6 separate regions of the Homo sapiens genome follow, and regions 2, 3, 4, 5 and 6 are each linked to region 1. A link is a contact called in ENCODE Hi-C or POLR2A ChIA-PET data. All regions are on one chromosome and are shown on one strand. The core of a region is the stretch at or near the end of the contact, and the rest is flanking DNA. Distances in the headings are between cores, read along the strand shown. Region 1 holds the start of RPL19 (ribosomal protein L19). Region 2 holds the start of CASC3 (CASC3 exon junction complex subunit). Region 3 has its middle 10 kb from the start of MSL1. Region 4 holds the start of ORMDL3 (ORMDL sphingolipid biosynthesis regulator 3). Region 5 holds the start of MIEN1 (migration and invasion enhancer 1). Region 6 holds the start of EPOP (elongin BC and polycomb repressive complex 2 associated protein).

What was found. A loop is a pair of places that touch in the nucleus more often than their neighbours do. ChIA-PET counts read pairs that join two places held with the same protein, here RNA polymerase II (POLR2A). Pooled maps may share reads with other maps.
Region 2: a loop to region 1 is called in a pooled map, with 7 times the contacts of the local background. The contact joins the promoter of CASC3 here to the promoter of RPL19 in region 1. A Hi-C loop is called at or near these places in 2 of 50 pooled maps. POLR2A ChIA-PET finds 5 or more read pairs at or near these places in 3 of 52 experiments (HEK293, MCF 10A and RWPE1).
Region 3: a pooled map shows a loop between it and region 1 (3-fold over the local background). The contact joins the enhancer-like site here to the promoter of RPL19 in region 1. A Hi-C loop is called at or near these places in 1 of 50 pooled maps. POLR2A ChIA-PET finds 5 or more read pairs at or near these places in 3 of 52 experiments (CD8-positive, alpha-beta memory T cell, HepG2 and PC-9).
Region 4: a pooled map shows a loop between it and region 1 (9-fold over the local background). The contact joins the promoter of ORMDL3 here to the promoter of RPL19 in region 1. A Hi-C loop is called at or near these places in 7 of 50 pooled maps. POLR2A ChIA-PET finds 5 or more read pairs at or near these places in 2 of 52 experiments (B cell and BJ).
Region 5: a loop to region 1 is called in a map with no recorded cell type, with 5 times the contacts of the local background. The contact joins the promoter of MIEN1 here to the promoter of RPL19 in region 1. A Hi-C loop is called at or near these places in 1 of 37 single-sample maps with no recorded cell type and 5 of 50 pooled maps. POLR2A ChIA-PET finds 5 or more read pairs at or near these places in 4 of 52 experiments (AG04450, B cell, HEK293 and 1 more).
Region 6: a loop to region 1 is called in a pooled map, with 7 times the contacts of the local background. The contact joins the promoter of EPOP here to the promoter of RPL19 in region 1. A Hi-C loop is called at or near these places in 4 of 50 pooled maps. POLR2A ChIA-PET finds 5 or more read pairs at or near these places in 5 of 52 experiments (AG04450, BJ, activated B cell and 2 more).

Annotation. Positions count from the first base shown.
Region 1 is chr17:39,198,904-39,201,581 of GRCh38, reverse strand. RPL19 (ribosomal protein L19) reads right to left here and starts at 1,299. Exons shown (of 6, transcript NM_000981.4): 1 at 1,233-1,299; 2 at 263-369. The coding sequence starts at 1,237. LOC124903996 (a long non-coding RNA gene) reads left to right here and starts at 368. Exons shown (of 2, transcript XR_007065745.1): 1 at 368-677; 2 at 784-1,427.
Region 2 is chr17:40,139,203-40,141,880 of GRCh38, reverse strand. It overlaps CASC3 (CASC3 exon junction complex subunit), which reads right to left and starts at 1,344. Exons shown (of 14, transcript NM_007359.5): 1 at 1,102-1,344; 2 at 647-674; 3 at 274-311. The coding sequence starts at 1,332. RefSeq lists enhancers at 1,028-1,327, 793-1,733.
Region 3 is chr17:40,110,479-40,113,156 of GRCh38, reverse strand. No RefSeq gene overlaps it. Among named protein-coding and RNA genes, the nearest start is that of MSL1, 10 kb to the left of the region's middle. RefSeq lists an enhancer at 2,082-2,678. Within about 2 kb of position 1,341, at least 33 of the 41 ENCODE cell types and tissues checked have a DNase peak (open chromatin) inside an H3K27ac peak, as active enhancers do.
Region 4 is chr17:39,926,351-39,929,028 of GRCh38, reverse strand. It overlaps ORMDL3 (ORMDL sphingolipid biosynthesis regulator 3), which reads left to right and starts at 1,428. Exons shown (of 4, transcript NM_139280.4): 1 at 1,428-1,545. It overlaps LRRC3C (leucine rich repeat containing 3C), which reads right to left and starts at 1,297. Exons shown (of 4, transcript NM_001195545.2): 1 at 1,215-1,297. It overlaps LOC124903999 (a long non-coding RNA gene), which reads right to left and starts at 2,309. Exons shown (of 2, transcript XR_007065750.1): 1 at 2,267-2,309; 2 at 2,027-2,101. RefSeq lists enhancers at 952-1,563, 1,564-2,174.
Region 5 is chr17:39,729,204-39,731,881 of GRCh38, reverse strand. MIEN1 (migration and invasion enhancer 1) reads left to right here and starts at 1,350. Exons shown (of 4, transcript NM_032339.5): 1 at 1,350-1,475; 2 at 1,591-1,688; 3 at 2,121-2,197; 4 at 2,277-2,678. The coding sequence starts at 1,387. The coding sequence ends at 2,360. RefSeq lists a silencer at 1,109-1,668.
Region 6 is chr17:38,673,621-38,676,298 of GRCh38, reverse strand. EPOP (elongin BC and polycomb repressive complex 2 associated protein) reads left to right here and starts at 1,342. Exons shown (of 1, transcript NM_001130677.2): 1 at 1,342-2,678. The coding sequence starts at 1,804. RefSeq lists an enhancer at 2,099-2,678.

The DNA of each region.
Region 1 (2,678 bases), core at 50-2,549:
AAAATAAAATATAAAGAGTAAATTAGCTGGGTGTGGTGGTGCACACCTCTAATCCCAGCTACTCAGGAGGCTGAGGTGGGAGAATCACTTGAGCCTGGGAGCAGGGGTTGCAATGATCAGATGGCACCACTACACTCCAGCCTGGACAACAGAGCAAGACTGTCTAAAAAAAAAAAAAAAAGTCAACACAATTGTGTTATCATTAATCTGACGCAGGAGAAAAGAAGGAAGTAGGGTGAAGAGACAGATCCCAGGTACTCACGGGAGTTGGCATTGGCGATTTCATTGGTCTCATTGGGGTCTAACCAGACCTTCTTCTTGCCACAGCGGAGGACACTAGAGGCGAGCCTCTTCTGAAGCCTGAGCATACTAGACACACAGAAAACATGATTAGACTCTGAAAGCCAATCCTGGGCAAGAATGAACGTCCCCATCAAGACCTGCCCTTTGTGACCCACACCACAGCCGCGAAATAAGACTCTTCCCTAAATCATCTTTAAGGCTCTGGGCTATGCAGCTGGCCCCCTTGGGTTTAAGACTTCAAAACCCACGCTATGCCTTCACCTCTCGGAGCCTCATGTTCGCATTTCTCCTCTGGAAAGTCAAGCCAAGGACTTATTGGATTGAATAGGGGGGTTATGCCATTTCTGGTACTCAGCGTTTAAAGAATATTCGAGGTGAGTAGACCTGATTTCTAGTCTAGGAATGCAGGCAAGTTACTCTGTTTTCTGGGCTTATTTCCCTGTTTTATCACAGTAACAAGCCTCGTTCGGCTATTCGCAGAGATTTCCTTTATGAGAGGCCAAAGGAGTGAATGGAGTCAAGAGTTAGAGATCACCTCTCTCGGCAGTCGGAGGCCTGGGGCCTACACTAGGCTTGCCCTACATCACGTGAAAGCAGAGATCGGCTCCGCTCCGGGTGTGCCAAGCAAGAAAGGGCCCACGGCTTGGTCTTGTTCGCTCCGTTTGCTCTGCTCGCGTGGGTCGACCGGACACGTGTGCGGTGCGGCACCAGCCGGGGCAGACTTTTCCTGGTCTCAGTTGCTGCGACGCTCCCCGCCCCCCCTCACTCCGGAGGCCCGGGACGAAAGTGCTCCGGCCTACCCCAAACCCCGGGACCGGCCGCTTTAGGGCGGCCTCCATTTCATCTCCCCCAACCCCAGCTGCGGTCCCAAGACCGACAGTCCCTTGTCGACACGCGTCAGCGCCTGATGGAGACCAGCTCGCCCTCACCTCATGGCTGCGGCCGCAGCAGCGAAAGGAAAGAGCTCGCTCGGGCCCGGCTCCTCCCATTATCTGCGAAGGGGAGAGCCCAAACCCTGCTCCAATTTCGTCCGTATTCCTGTCCGGTTCTTTCATCTTCTGCCACACTAAACTCACTCATAGCCTCCATATAGGCCTGAAATGATAAAAGTCAAATATCAGAAATCGGTTTTAAACTTAAAAACATAAAAAAGTACCCCTTCCGTAGGGAAAGTGGTATAGTCCGACTTCCTACTAGACATGCGCAGCAAGGGTTCCCAATCACGTGGTTATCTGTAACCGGAAGTCAGCTGGATTGCGCAGGCGGAGTGAGAGAGGTTTTGCTAGAGTGGCCTGGTGTTTGCGGGCGTTCGGGGGGTTGTGGGTGGATGTTTTATTAGCTGAGAAAAAATCAGTTAAAGAAGCGAGAGAGAATGACAACAGATATCAGACAAAGGCGAACTCTTATTCACTCTTGTAGTAGATTGAAAACCCCTGGAGTGCAGAATCGATCACTAAAAGATGTTAGTGTTTTTACGCCACTGCGGGTCTTGCAAGCTCTTGGAGGGCGGGAACTAGTCTCAGTCTCATTTGGCTCACAACTGTACTGCGGCAGGCATGGATCCGCGATCGAACACACCTCAGAAATACCGCACTGGCTGAATGGATGAATGATTGCAGAAAGTAAAATTAAAAAAAAAAAAAATTGGGTTGGGCTCGATGGCTCATGCCTGTAATCCCAGCACTTTGGGAGGCCAAGGCAGGCGGATCACTTGAGGTCAGGAGTTCGAGACCAGCCTGGCCAACATGGTGAAACCCTGTCTCCACTAAAAATACAAAAATTAGCCGGGCGTAGCGGCGCGTGCTTGTAATTCCAGCTACTGGGGAGGCTGAGGCAGGAGAATCGCTTGAACCCAGGAGGCGGAGGTTGCAGTGAGCCGAGATTGCGCCACTGCACTCCAGCCTGGGCAACAGAGTGAGACTCCGTCTCAAAAAAAAAAAAAAAGCAGTCCTTTTCTTCTGATCTGGAACACCCAATGTAAAAATCCAAGAAGAACATTCTGGGGTTTAAGAAGTCTACATCTGAATTGAGGCTCCAACTCATGATTGGTTCCTGCTGATCACCCTATCCGTTTCATCTCAACTTTCCTGGCTGAGAAAGTAGAAGAGAGAGAAAGGGAAGCAACATTTATGCTACTTCCTCACAACAACACGATTAGCGTTGCCCTCATTTTACAGCTAAGGTAACAGATTCAGAACACAGATATTTCTGATTGCAAAGCCCATACTTTTGCGGTTATGCCAGCCTTTCTTGTCTCCAAGGGGCAGGTGGAAACCCTGCTCAGGGTTGGAACTCTCCTGGAACGTTTCTAATGGGCTTCATCTTCACTCACTGCTCCGCCTTCCCCAAGGTGTTGTGATCAGAGGAATGACAGA
Region 2 (2,678 bases), core at 95-2,594, 940 kb before region 1:
GATATCCTCACTCTCTTATTTAGAACCTCATATTCTTCAGACAGGAAGAGAAGCCAACTAACAGTATAACACCTGTGGCTTGAGACGGCGTGCCCCAAGTTTTCCCTAGGTCTAAAGTGAACAAGACCTTCTGTAACACTTTTTCAGAAGCATAAATGAAGAATACACAAGAGGATAAACACGGAGGTCATGGTACGTTTGCAACGAAGGTGTGTACACGTTTTTAAAAAGCATTTCTGATCTATACCATAGGAAAAAACCTGTCATACTCACTTCCGAGTCTTCTGCACTTTCATAATCCGAGAGAACAGCTGAAATAAAACAGAAATATGTGGAAAAAAAGAAACCCAGAAACATTTTTTGGCTGCTTATTACAGGTCAGACTAAGAGTCTCATTTAATTCTGACATCAACCTACAACGTGGATAAAATTATAGTCCCCACTTACAAAAGGAGAAACAGGCTCAGAGGGTAACTTGCTGAAGACTATACTGCTAAAGCCTATGCTCTTAACCACTATGTTACAAAAAGGCACTCTGTGGCCCTAAATCCGTGACAGTGTGTGAGAATGTCGATGTTGGAAATAGATGACCTGAGTTTATGTTAAAAAAAACTCTTGTCCTAATGGGGTAAAAGATGCTACTCACCATCACCTTCAATGCCATCTTCACTCTCCTGAAAGAAAGCAGAAGACATGGGTTAGTTCTGTGATTTCCAGAGGTGGGGAGCCCAATAAAGAAATGTGGGTGAAAAGCTGAAGATTCAGCACAAAATGGTTGGAGAGGGAGACAGAGATAGGTAAATCTTTATCAAGTAGTAGCCAAGGCAGGTCTGGTCTCCTTCCCTCCAGCCCCGACTTCTGAATAAAACATCCGCTTTCCATCTCCAGCGGCTCTACCATCCTCCCAGAAACCCCCAATCCTTCTTCTTCCCTTGGAACTCCGGATGCAAACTCGCATTGGGATAACTCCCCTTTTCTCTCAAAAACAAAAAAAAGTCCCAGTATCTACTATCAACTCACAGACTACCTAGCATCACCTACACCCCGCCCCCGGCCGGCTCGCCGCCCGGTCCCCACCCCGCCCCGCCTGCGCGCACTCACACACTCCGACTCCTCAGCACTCTTGGCGCCCCCGCTCTCCACCCGCCGCAGATGAAGGGCCCCGGTTCGGCCTCCGCGCTGTGAAGGCAGAGAGCCGCTGCCGCCGCCTCCGGCGCTACCGCTGCAGCTCCCGCCTCCCCGCAACGGGGAGCCGCCGCTGTCGGAGCCCGAAGCACCAGATTCCTCGTCCTCGGTGTCTTGCGAAGCGCGCTGCCGCCGCCGGTCCGCCATCTTACGGAGAACGGCCACCACCGGCGAGGTACTTACGCACCGCGCCCGTCGCAGAGGCTGCTGGGAGGCTGGATAGCTAGTCCCGGCGTGCTACGCGTGCGGCGCTCGGCCATCCCGCTGTGTGTGTGTGTGTGTGTGTGTGTGTGTGTGTGTGTGTGTGTGTGTGTGTGTGTGTTGGGGTGTGTGTGTGTGTGTTGGGGTGTGTGTGTGTGTGTGTGTGTGTGTGTGTGTTGGGGGAGGGGCGGGGCACTGGGCGGGGCCTAGGCCTGCGGCACGTTTGCGGCCGACCCGGATTACGTCTATCGGTGATGTAAGGGGGCGTGGCGCGGCTCCTGACTTCCCTTGGGCAGGCCTAGGGCGAGGGGAATTGAGACTTCAGCAGCCTCCCGGGTTCCTGGCCCGGCCATCTTGGGCTTCCCGAGTGGAAGGAGTCAACCTGTCACAGCTTCACTGCAACACTAGGGCTGTTTCATGGTTTTCTGTTTCCATTTCTCACTTCTACCTACGTTTGAAGCAGGTCAATTTACTGCATTCCTTTGCTTGGTAAAATCACGAATCAAGGTAAATCTTAAAAGCTGTAGTGCTGCGTCAGATTTGCTGCACCAGCCTTGTTTAAGATAACGGGCGAAGGAGAAACCAGTTGTCTGCAGTGAAGCCAGAGGACTTCTTGTTGCAGCGTTTTCTCTGTGTTCTCATTTCCTCTTCACGTTTCTTCCCACCCCAGCCATCACCTGTCCCAAAGTGCAGGCTGGTATGATGCCAGTATTACCGGTTTTGTTTTGGCTTTTTCGAGGCAGGGTCTCACTCTGTTGCCCAGGCTGGAGTGCAGTAGCGCGGCTCACTGCAGCCTTGACCTCCCAGGCACAGGTGACCTCCTTGCCTTAGCTTCCTTAGTAGTTGGGACAACGGGCACACACTACCACACCCGGCTAATTTTTCTGTTTTTTGTAGAGATGGGGTCTCGCTCTTGCCCAGGCTTGTCTCCTGGCTGGGATCAAGCGATCCTTTCGTCTCAGCCTCCCAAAGTGCTGGGACTACAGGCATGAGCTACTGCCCTTGTCAGGATTTTAGAACCTATTTAAAAATAAATGGTCAGTAGAAACAGATGTTGATTCAAAATCCTGACATTATTTCCTTCTTAAGGTTTATGGAAATTATTTCATTTTGGCAAGGCATTGGCCACCATTGAAAAGAATCAGTGTGTTTTCTTTGGACCATTATAAGGATATACAAAGTGCATGAGCTAAGTTTTTAGTGCACCTACAGGAGTGCACGTTAATAATGTATGTTATCAAACAAAGGCCACCATGGCATAGAATTCTTCCCTGAGTAAAATATTTTTTTTT
Region 3 (2,678 bases), core at 92-2,591, 910 kb before region 1:
AATCAAACGATGAGACAAATGCAAGAGAAGGATGTCATCAAATAAAATTACTTGGGGGTGGAGTTGAATAAAATTTTAATTTCCAGCTGCAAAGTTGGTTACCTCTACTCCAACTCCATTTCCCGTTGAGTTCTTCATGATGTTGGCAGAGCACTCAGATCCTCCCATTCCAGACAAGAGCCAAGAATGCCCTAATTATGGGCTGGGTGATGGGAACAGGGCCTCCTCTGGGTGGGTGAGCTGCTTTTTGCTCACTACCACTACCCGCTTCCCCAGCAACACTCTAGTTGTCTCTTTAAGAGCTCGGACTCCTCAAGCTGACATAGTTTCCAAAATGGAATCTCTCCCTCTCTCAGCACTGGGGAACATTTTCCCTGGATGGGAAGAGCCCCAGGAGATCATGTTGGAGGAAGGAGGAGTAGGGCGGGGCAGCAAAAATTAGTCCAGTGGGAAGCCTTGGTACATGGAACAAGGGGGCTAACCAGGGAAAGTTAGAAAATAGGTCAAAGGAAGCCATGCAGAGGGAACTAGTTTCCTTGGAAAAATTTCTAAGCTTTGTCCATTTTTCACCTCACTCCTATCCCCTACAGGAGATGTGGGATTGGGGGATTGGGTAGGGAACTGGGGGTGAGGGAACATTCAAGGTTGGAGGCTGACTTGGGGAAGGAGTTGTGGGCAAGGCTCAGAGGAGGAAAACTAGGACTAAGTAGTGCAGGTAGGGAGGGGTAAATTTAAAATCAGAATTATTGTGGGGCCATTTCTCCCTCCAAGGTCATAGGGGTCATGGACAGTGAATGGTCCAGAAGCTACAAGCCGGGGAGCCCTAGGAGGGGGATCTCAGTAGCCAGGAAGCACACTACCCAGGGGCATGTTAAACAGTAATTTATGGAAGACAATGGAAGTAGTCCTGGGGCACCTATTTTTCCGTGTGTGTATTTCAACTTTTATTTTAGATTCAGGGGGTACATATGCAGGTTTGTTACAAGGGTATATTGTGTAATGGTGAAGTTTGGGGTATGACTGAACCTGTCACCCAGGTAGTGAGCATAGTACCAATAGGTAGTTTTTCAATCCTTGCTGGGGCACGTGTTTTCAAGGGAAACAGCCCAAAAGCGATCAAACTAGAATGTTGAGGACTCTAGCCAGGACATTTGCTCTCCTATAACTCAGCATCTGTCAGCGCTCCCATTACCAGGTGCTATTTCCAGAGTCCTGGGCTTAGGGAGAGGGAAAGGGAGGGGCGGAGGTGGAGAGGCAGAGGGAGACCCGATGGGCTCCTCCCCCAGCACAACTGCAATTCCAGCTTTTAGCCACTCAGGGGCTCCCAAGCTCAACCACAGCCCCTGCGTAAGGAGGGAGATTGAGTTAACAAGCCTCCAGAGGACACCTTGGGTCATCAGGGATGACCCTGAGCAGAAGGGTGACCCAGAAGTCATGTGCTCTGAAGCTGCAAGTCCTTCACAAGCCAATGAGTCCAGCCTCAACCTTTCTCTCTAAAAGGGACTCAGGGCACTGAGAACTCACTCCCCACCTCTTACCCTCACCCCCTTCTTTGTGGTCATTTCCTCCCCCGCGTGTTTCCTTCCCCTCCCCCATCCTCGTGGTGGGAACCATCCCCCAGCCTGTCAGAGTCCTGAGGAATGTTTTTGCCTTGACTGGGCGCCAAGCTGTGGACTTCCTGGGCTTTGGGGTGGGACTTGGCCAAGGGGAAGCCCTTTGGACCCAAGAGCCACTCAGTTCTGCACAGCCTGCCGGCTTTCTCTCTCTCTCTGCTAAGCAAAAGGCTCATCCATCACTTTGTGTCACGACTGCCTCATTTCCTCCCCCCACAATAGGATTTCCTTGCCAGGGCAAATCACACAATCTGGAAGCAGTGGTCATCCTAAACACTGTGGCTTATAGTGGGAGAGAGGGAAAGCACCTATTTCAGAAGCTGCCTTCTCTGTTCCAGAAGGCTGGTAGCTGGAAGGAGGGATTCAGTTGCCAGGGTCCTGAGGTAAGGACTTTGTAAATGGTAATTAATCTTGAGGGCTCCTTCTGGATCCTTCTCAGAACCATTGAGTCTAAAGAAATACAGGGTCTCTATATTATAGTTAAGCCTGGGAGTACGTGGATTTCTGCATATCTGACTTTTACCCAGCCTTCGTTTCCCTGAAATAAATCAGCTGAAATCCGAACTCATTCTTCCACATCATCTTTCCAGTCCCCTGCAGCAGACCAGTGTAGGTTCAGCAAGAACAGGGAGCAGGCAGAAACCACTCCCAAATCTCATTAATAGAGACTGGGCCTGTCAGGGACCACTGGCTCCTCTCCAAGGGGTCACTGCTCAGGTGTTTTTGCATTTGATCTCTTCTGATCTCTTGTCCATAAAAAGCCCTCAAATGACAAAGTGAGAACATAGTCCTATGGCATCCCCTGCCTCAGGGTCCAGTCCCTCAATGCCACTTTTGCAGCCTGTCTGCCTGATGTCATCATCTGTAGACCTGTGCCAGATTCCCAGGTTCCTATCTTGAAATCTCAGCCCCCGCACCCAGGGCCTAGGGGAGAGCCAATGTAGGTCACTGCAGTTGAGCCTGCAGGGCTGTCTGCTCCTTGAGCCCAGAGCCTTTCAGGCACAGAGAGAAAGCCTTGCAGAGAAGCAAAAGAAAGGGCTCTGTGAGAATCAGAGAAAAGCTTAT
Region 4 (2,678 bases), core at 179-2,678, 730 kb before region 1:
AAACTTCCACAGGACATAGGCAGAGCTATTTCAGACTCAGATGATTATTTCGATCTTGGAATGAGCCCTTTTGGGGCCATTGGCCCTGGAAATATTGAAGAAGCTGCCTGTTCTGCTCTGGGTGGTTCAAATACCCACCTGCCTGGTGACCACTAAGTGCCTCTGGGGGTCCCACTCCAGCTGTGTGACAACTGTTTCCTGGCAGCCCCCTGGGGAAGGAAAGGTAGGTGTAGTCCGAGTAAAGTGCTCCGCAGTTTCCCTGGGCTAGCCTTTTCCTTCCTGTTCCCTCACTTTCAGTTCAGGGTGCCATGAACTGCCATTCAGAGTCAGGTTGGCATGCCATGACATCATCTGACCTTGCTATTCCAGCCCTGCCCTGCATAGAGTGGACTTAGAAAGAAGCTGGGTAAGGAGTTGAAACTACCCAGACAAGACCTCTTGGTGACATGGAGAATGGGAGTAACCGAGGAGACCTCAAGAGCCATTTAGTTCAACCTCCTACAGTAATATTAAGTAGATTCCTACAATGCAACAGGTGCTTTACATACATTCTTTTGGGTTCCCACAACCTTGGAGGTGGGGTTTCACAGGTGTGGAATTGGAGATTAAGACAAGTAATTTGCCCAGGGTCACACTGCCAATAAAGGAGGGCCTACCCCATGTCTACCAGGCAGTAAAGTCTGTGCCCTTGCCTTTAGACGATGCAGATGTGAAAACTGCAGACCAGAGCCTCTCATTCAAAGCCACACAAGCTGACCTGAGACAGAAACTCAGGCTCCTTACTACTGATGGAGGAATCTATGATACGTAGCCTCTTCTCACGTCAGGTGCGGGGCGGCCAAGGATGTGGCCCGGTCCGGGGCAGCCTGGGCCAAGCGTGACTGAGAAGGAGAAGGCAGGCTCCGTTCCGGGCCCTCCAGACCCTCATCCCAGCCAATGTTGTGAAAAGCGCTCTCCCAGGAGGGCCCAGCAGGGCAAAGGGCCGGGCTAGTCTGTTTCTGGAGGAGCCAATCTGGGGCCAGGGCGGAGGCAGCCAGGTGCAGTGGAAAAATCCTGCAGTTGGGGTCAGAATATTTGGGTTTCGATCCAGTCTAGGACCCAGCAAAGACCTACAGAAAGTTACTTACAAGTCCGAGTCTCCTCATCTGCAAAACTGGGGCACGGATAAAATACACTTGAAGGGCACAGAAGCAAAAGTTGGAATTGTTACGCACCAAAATTCTATCATCCGATCTGACCATCACGTCACGGTACAACTTCCAACCGTGCGTCCCCGAAGAGGCCGGGAACGGAGCCCAGGAAAAACTACAACTCCCAGGAGGCGTCGGGAGGGCCGGCCCGGAGCCAGCGGAAGAAACTACAACTCCCAGAAGGCGTCGGGCGTGCCGGCGCGGGGCGGTGACGTACGGGGACCGGCGCGGAGCGCTGATTCGGCCGGAGCTGCCAGCGGGGAGGCTGCAGCCGCGGGTTGTTACAGCTGCTGGAGCAGCAGCGGCCCCCGCTCCCGGGAACCGTTCCCGGGCCGTTGATCTTCGGCCCCACACGGTGAGCCCGGAAGGAACCAAGAGGCCCCAGGGCTACGGGAGGGGCGGGAGAGAAGGTGGGGGCTGCTGGGGAGGCGCCCCGGGCTGGAGAGACGGGGGCAGAGGGAGTGGGGGGTGGAGGGAGTGCATCAGCCGAGGGGGTGCATCGGCTGGGGAGGTGGCCAAGGAATAAAGTGCGAGCGGGAGGCCGGGGGTGGAACGTCGGGAGGAGCGCCTCGGCTAGGGGTGGGAGGCGGGGAGCGGCTCGGCTTCGGGGATAAACGTTTGGCTGCCTCCAGGGCTGGGTGAACGCGTGGAGATGGCTGTGGGGTCCCGGACCGGACCGGGTTCCGAGTGCGAAGACCCAGGCTGGGGAACAGAGCGGGACCCCTCCCCCCGGCCCCGCACCCGAGGTCTCACTCAGAAAACCCCAACAACAGTGAGGACTCCGCCTCTTCGCTCCTCCTCTCCTGTGCTTAGTGCGGGTTCGCCTGGGCACTCGCTTTCCGCTCCTACCGCCCTCCCCCAGTCGGGGTGGCTGGGCCAAAGTTGAGAGGTTATCAGCTGTGGTCCTGCAGCTTGGGGGGTGGGCGGAATGGACATGGCATTGTGACGTGCTGCCCCGGACTCCCCGTTGGGGTCCCCATCCAGGCCTGGATGTTTTGTGCTCCTCTTCCAGAAGACAGGAGGTTTGCTGTTGTGAGGGCTGCTCTTTCCTGGGGGAGGGAATGGGAAGGGCTCACCTGGTGGCTGCCCTGGTGGTGCTCAGCCTTGGCTTGAGTGTCTGGCATACTGGCTGGGCCCGGATATTTGTATGTGGAGCCAAGAGGGTGGGGCGGGAAGGAGGGGGAAAGAGCTACCAGCAAAAAAGTGGTTAACACAACAGAGTTGCTGCAGGCTCTGGTTTGAGGCAGGTTATGAAACCACATCAGGGCCCAGCACTAAGCAGCCACCTGCCAGCTATGGCAGCAGAAGTTTTCGGCTCAACTCCTGTAGACCTAGTCGACCTCTGCCAGCCTCTTCTCTCTGTTTCTCCCCATCTAGGGTAGGGGCCAGTTGGTTGTTTTACTAATGGAAGTGATATGTATCCATAGTCACACGAAAGTCTCAAGAGTGTTTCCTCATTGCCAGTCTTTTTGTTAGTTTATTGATCTC
Region 5 (2,678 bases), core at 101-2,600, 530 kb before region 1:
TAATAATAGTAATACAAAAGTTAGCTGGGCGTGGTGGCTGGCACCTATGATCTCAGCTACTAGGGAGACTGAGGCAGGAGAATCGCCTGAACCCAGGAGGTGGAGGTTGCAGTGAGCCAAGATCGCGCCACTGCACTCAAGCTTGGGTGACAGAGTGAGACTCCATCTCAAAATAAATAAATAAATAAATAAATAGCCTAAAGGGACACTAGAGTGGGTGGCGTGTTAGGATACCATAGTGGTACTGTAGGCAGGGAAAAGGCAGCGAGGACTTGTGCAGACTCCATTTCCAGAGCTGCAAAATGGGAATAATGACGCCAGCCCCCCAGTGAGAGGCTGGATGAGAAGGGATGCGCAGAAACTGTTGGGGGCACAGAGCCTGAAGAGCATCTACTGTTTTCCAGTGCAGGCAAGAAGCAGCTGCAAAAGACTGGAAAAAGCAGTTTAGAGCTTTGGGATCAGAAACACTTGTGTATGTAACTACAGGGTGGTTCCAAATGCCATCAGCACCGGGCGTGGTGGCTCACGCCTGTAATCCCAGCACTTTGGGAGGCCAAGGCAGGCAGATCATTTGAGGTCAGGAGTTCGAGACCAGTCTGGCGAACATGGTGAAACCCTGTCTCTACTAAAACAAACAAACAAACAAACAAAAAACTGGGCCAGGCGCGGTGGCTCATGTCTGTAATTCCAGCACTTTAGGAGGCCGAGGCTGGTGGATCACCTGAGGTCAAGAGTTCGAGACCAGCCTGACCAACATGATGAAACCCTGTCTCTACTAAGAATACAAAATTAACCGGGTGCGGTGGCACGCGCCTGTAGTCCCAGCTACTCGGGAAGCTGAGGCAGAAGAATCGCTTGAACCCGGGAGGCAGAGGTTGCAGTGAACCGAGATCGCGCCATTGCACTCCAGCCTGGGCAACAAGAGCGAAACTCCGTCTCAAAAAAAAAAAAAAAAAAAATGCCATCGGCATGTTAGCGAGAAAATGTCAACTATTTCATGCATCAGCCACACCCACCCCCATCCCCAGGATGCTTGCCCCACCACTTTCTCTTTCTTTTGTAAACTGAAAAGCGCTTTGCAGTCTAAGATAGTCCATTAGAGTAAATGAAGCCATGAAGTCCAGCGGACACCGGGAGTGGGGAGTGGGGAAGCCCGGCACTCCGGGAGACCGGGCCAGGGAAGGAGGGTCTGGACCGGACCCAGCCCCTGCCCGGGGAGCGAGCTCCGGAGCTGCCCTACGAGGTCAAAACGTAGCAGTGGCGGAGACCCGCAGGGGGCGCCCGAACGCCACCCTCGGCCCCTCCCCGCTCCAGAGGCCCCGCCCCGTCACGTGCCCGCGGTTCGCGTCACACCCGGAAGCAGGGGCCCGAGCGGAGCCGGCCGCGATGAGCGGGGAGCCGGGGCAGACGTCCGTAGCGCCCCCTCCCGAGGAGGTCGAGCCGGGCAGTGGGGTCCGCATCGTGGTGGAGTACTGGTGAGCGGCCCCGGCTGGAGGACCCGCACCCTGGTCCCGCGGGCCGGACGGAGGTGGGTCCACGGGAGGCCCCACCCCCGAATCCCCAGCCCAGCCCCATCTCTTGACTCCCCAGTGAACCCTGCGGCTTCGAGGCGACCTACCTGGAGCTGGCCAGTGCTGTGAAGGAGCAGTATCCGGGCATCGAGATCGAGTCGCGCCTCGGGGGCACAGGTGAGGCTCGCAGAACACCTGCTGGGTCAGTCTGTGCTCTGAATCCCAGCTCTCCCGCTTTCTAGTTCTGACATTGGCTGCTTTATGTAAAGTGCCCGCAGTGCCTGGCACATGGTAAAATGTCCGGCCAACATGAGTTCCCTTCCATAGGTCAGGGGGTGTCACAGAGGCCTGTGGGGAAAAACCTATTAGACTGCAATCGTGTAGGGTTGGAGGGGAGGGAGTCCTTTATTGAGTGTTGCGAGGGGCACACAGGCGAGGCCTCCCTCAGGTTCCCTGGAGTTGACCCAGGGTTGGGGAATTGCTTAAGGAGCTACAAATGGGTCTCCAGTGGGATTGATGGGGGACTTGAAGGCGGGGGACCCCTTTGGAGGAACTCCTGACTTCTGCCTATGTTCTCAGTGTACCATTTATCTGTTGATTTCTTACCAGGTGCCTTTGAGATAGAGATAAATGGACAGCTGGTGTTCTCCAAGCTGGAGAATGGGGGCTTTCCCTATGAGAAAGATGTGAGTATTTACAGCGTTGGGAGGACCTCTTGGTCACCCTACCCCAACAGTGCATCATCCTGTCATTCCACTCCTCTAGCTCATTGAGGCCATCCGAAGAGCCAGTAATGGAGAAACCCTAGAAAAGATCACCAACAGCCGTCCTCCCTGCGTCATCCTGTGACTGCACAGGACTCTGGGTTCCTGCTCTGTTCTGGGGTCCAAACCTTGGTCTCCCTTTGGTCCTGCTGGGAGCTCCCCCTGCCTCTTTCCCCTACTTAGCTCCTTAGCAAAGAGACCCTGGCCTCCACTTTGCCCTTTGGGTACAAAGAAGGAATAGAAGATTCCGTGGCCTTGGGGGCAGGAGAGAGACACTCTCCATGAACACTTCTCCAGCCACCTCATACCCCCTTCCCAGGGTAAGTGCCCACGAAAGCCCAGTCCACTCTTCGCCTCGGTAATACCTGTCTGATGCCACAGATTTTATTTATTCTCCCCTAAC
Region 6 (2,678 bases), core at 93-2,592, 530 kb after region 1:
TGACACATAGGGAAACTACACCTCTGTTGTCACTGCTAGAAGGGCCCGGAGGCAAGCTGCATCATTTGTCCCCGTTCTGAAACCCTCTCTTGTCCTGGCTCCAGAATAAGATATTTATCTGTGGGGCCGCCCCCAGCATTCTTCCACACCTTTACCCCAAGTCATCATACCAATCTCTGTATTTCCACAGATAGGAAACGGCAGTATTCCAATAACCTGATTTTTATCAAGAGAGAAATATCCCAAGGATTCATTCACTCGCTCACTTGCTCATTCATTCATTCACACATATTGATTGAGCACCTATTATATCTTGGCCACTGTTCTAGGCAGTGGGGGATGCACCAATGATCAAGACAAAGTTCTCGTCAACTCATTTCCAGACTAATGGGAGAGACAGACACTAAAGAATAAATCCATTTACAGACTTTTATGTAACAATAAGCTATGCAGAAACTAAAGAAGGTTAAGGGGATAGAACAGGGTGGGGGTGTGTGCTGCATTATCAGAATTTGTACTGGGAATTCACTTTTTCTTTATTTTCCTTGGGGCAGATGAGAGTGAGGGTCTGCGCGTGCCCTCCTCTGGCCTCTTCAACCGGTTTGGCAGATCAAACCTCAGAGGGGGGCATCCTGGGATTGGGGGTCAGGGGTTGCAGAGTCAGCCCTCGGAATTTAGTTGAGGCGGAGTATTTAGATACTGCATCAGAGAAATGGAAATAGATACCGAGACAGCCTATTTATCGGCTTCCATGGATGTAATAACACTCCCACCCTTCCAAATTTATTTTTTTTGTTCATCTTGCATACAAGTACTGAATTATTAACTACTTATACATTACAGCATTTTTGAGCCTACTGTGTGCCACGCACTGTTTTAGGGGCCATTCACGGCCCGCTAGAATCCCTGCTGTGCAAAGCTTGTAAACAACCATTGCCTCATTTCATCTTTCCCCTAAACATTATTTCTGAGATTCATCTACGTTGATTCACATAGCTCTTTTAGTCCCAAGAGGGCAGATATGAACCGTCCCATTTTACAGATGCAAAACCGTGACTGCTCGGGAAAAAACGAGTGGCTTTGCGACGACGAAATCCCAGGACGCCACCGGGCCACGTGCGGCGGCGCATCTGGCCGCTCGCGATCCCACCCGCGCACGCTCCCTCCCGCGCTCCCTCCCAGCCGCCGCCGCGCCGGGTCCACGTGTGTGTGTCTGTGTGCGGAATGGGGACGGGGGCGGTGCCGCCGGAGGGGTGGGGTCCGGGCTAACGTCACGGGCGGTGCGGCCCAATCAGCGGCGGGCTCGCGGCCCCGGCGCTGGTATTGGGGCAGCGAGGGGGCAGTTCTCTATAACGCGGTCTCCGGGAGCCAGCGGGGAAGAAAGAAACCGAGCGGGCGGAAGGCGCCCTCCCCGCCGCCTGGGCCCGGGCACCGGGTGCCGGGCCCGGGGTCCTTCCCGCCTCCCGCGGCCGCCGGCCGCTTTGTTTCCCCTGCCTCTGCGCTTCGGGCGACTCGAGAGGGTCTCCCGCCGGGGTTGCGAAGGGGACGCGGCGGCAGAAGGGCGGCCGACCCCGCCGGGACTCACAGGGACCCAGGAGTCCGGCCGCCGGGAGGGCCGCGTGAGGAGAGCGAAGAGGGAGCCCGAGCTCTGCGGCCCCGGGTGGCGGGCCGGGGGCGCCCGTGAGCAGAGACCTCCCCGTCGACGGGGGGCGATGTTCCCCTCACCCGTGGGCTCTTCGGGCAGCCAGGGCATCCCGCCGCTGGGACCTGGACCCGCTCAGTGGGCACCCCTCAGGCTGCTCCATGGAGACCCTGTGCCCTGCGCCCCGCCTGGCAGTGCCGGCGTCCCCGCGAGGGTCGCCCTGCTCCCCCACGCCCCGGAAGCCGTGTCGGGGGACCCAGGAATTCTCTCCGCTGTGCCTGCGTGCCCTCGCCTTCTGCGCCCTTGCCAAGCCCCGGGCGTCCTCTCTGGGCCCGGGGCCTGGGGAGCTGGCGGCGCGGTCCCCAGTGCTGCGGGGCCCTCAGGCCCCCCTGCGCCCTGGCGGCTGGGCCCCGGATGGCCTGAAGCACCTCTGGGCACCGACCGGGCGGCCCGGCGTTCCTAACACCGCCGCCGGCGAGGATGCGGACGTCGCAGCGTGCCCCCGCCGCGGAGAGGAGGAAGAGGGCGGAGGCGGTTTCCCGCACTTCGGCGTTCGCTCCTGTGCACCTCCGGGCCGCTGCCCTGCGCCCCCGCACCCTCGGGAATCTACGACCAGCTTCGCCTCGGCCCCGCCTCGCCCGGCCCCGGGTCTCGAGCCTCAGCGTGGCCCAGCCGCCAGCCCGCCTCAGGAACCCAGTTCCCGGCCTCCGTCGCCACCTGCGGGCCTCTCCACCGAGCCCGCGGGTCCCGGGACGGCGCCGCGGCCGTTCCTGCCCGGCCAGCCTGCCGAAGTCGATGGAAACCCCCCGCCGGCCGCCCCCGAGGCTCCAGCGGCCAGCCCCTCGACGGCCAGCCCGGCTCCGGCCGCACCCGGAGATCTCCGCCAGGAACATTTCGATCGTCTGATCCGCCGGTCGAAACTTTGGTGTTACGCGAAGGGCTTCGCCTTGGACACTCCGAGTTTGCGCCGGGGGCCAGAGCGGCCGCCTGCGAAAGGGCCGGCTCGGGGAGCCGCCAAGAAACGCCGGCTGCCGGC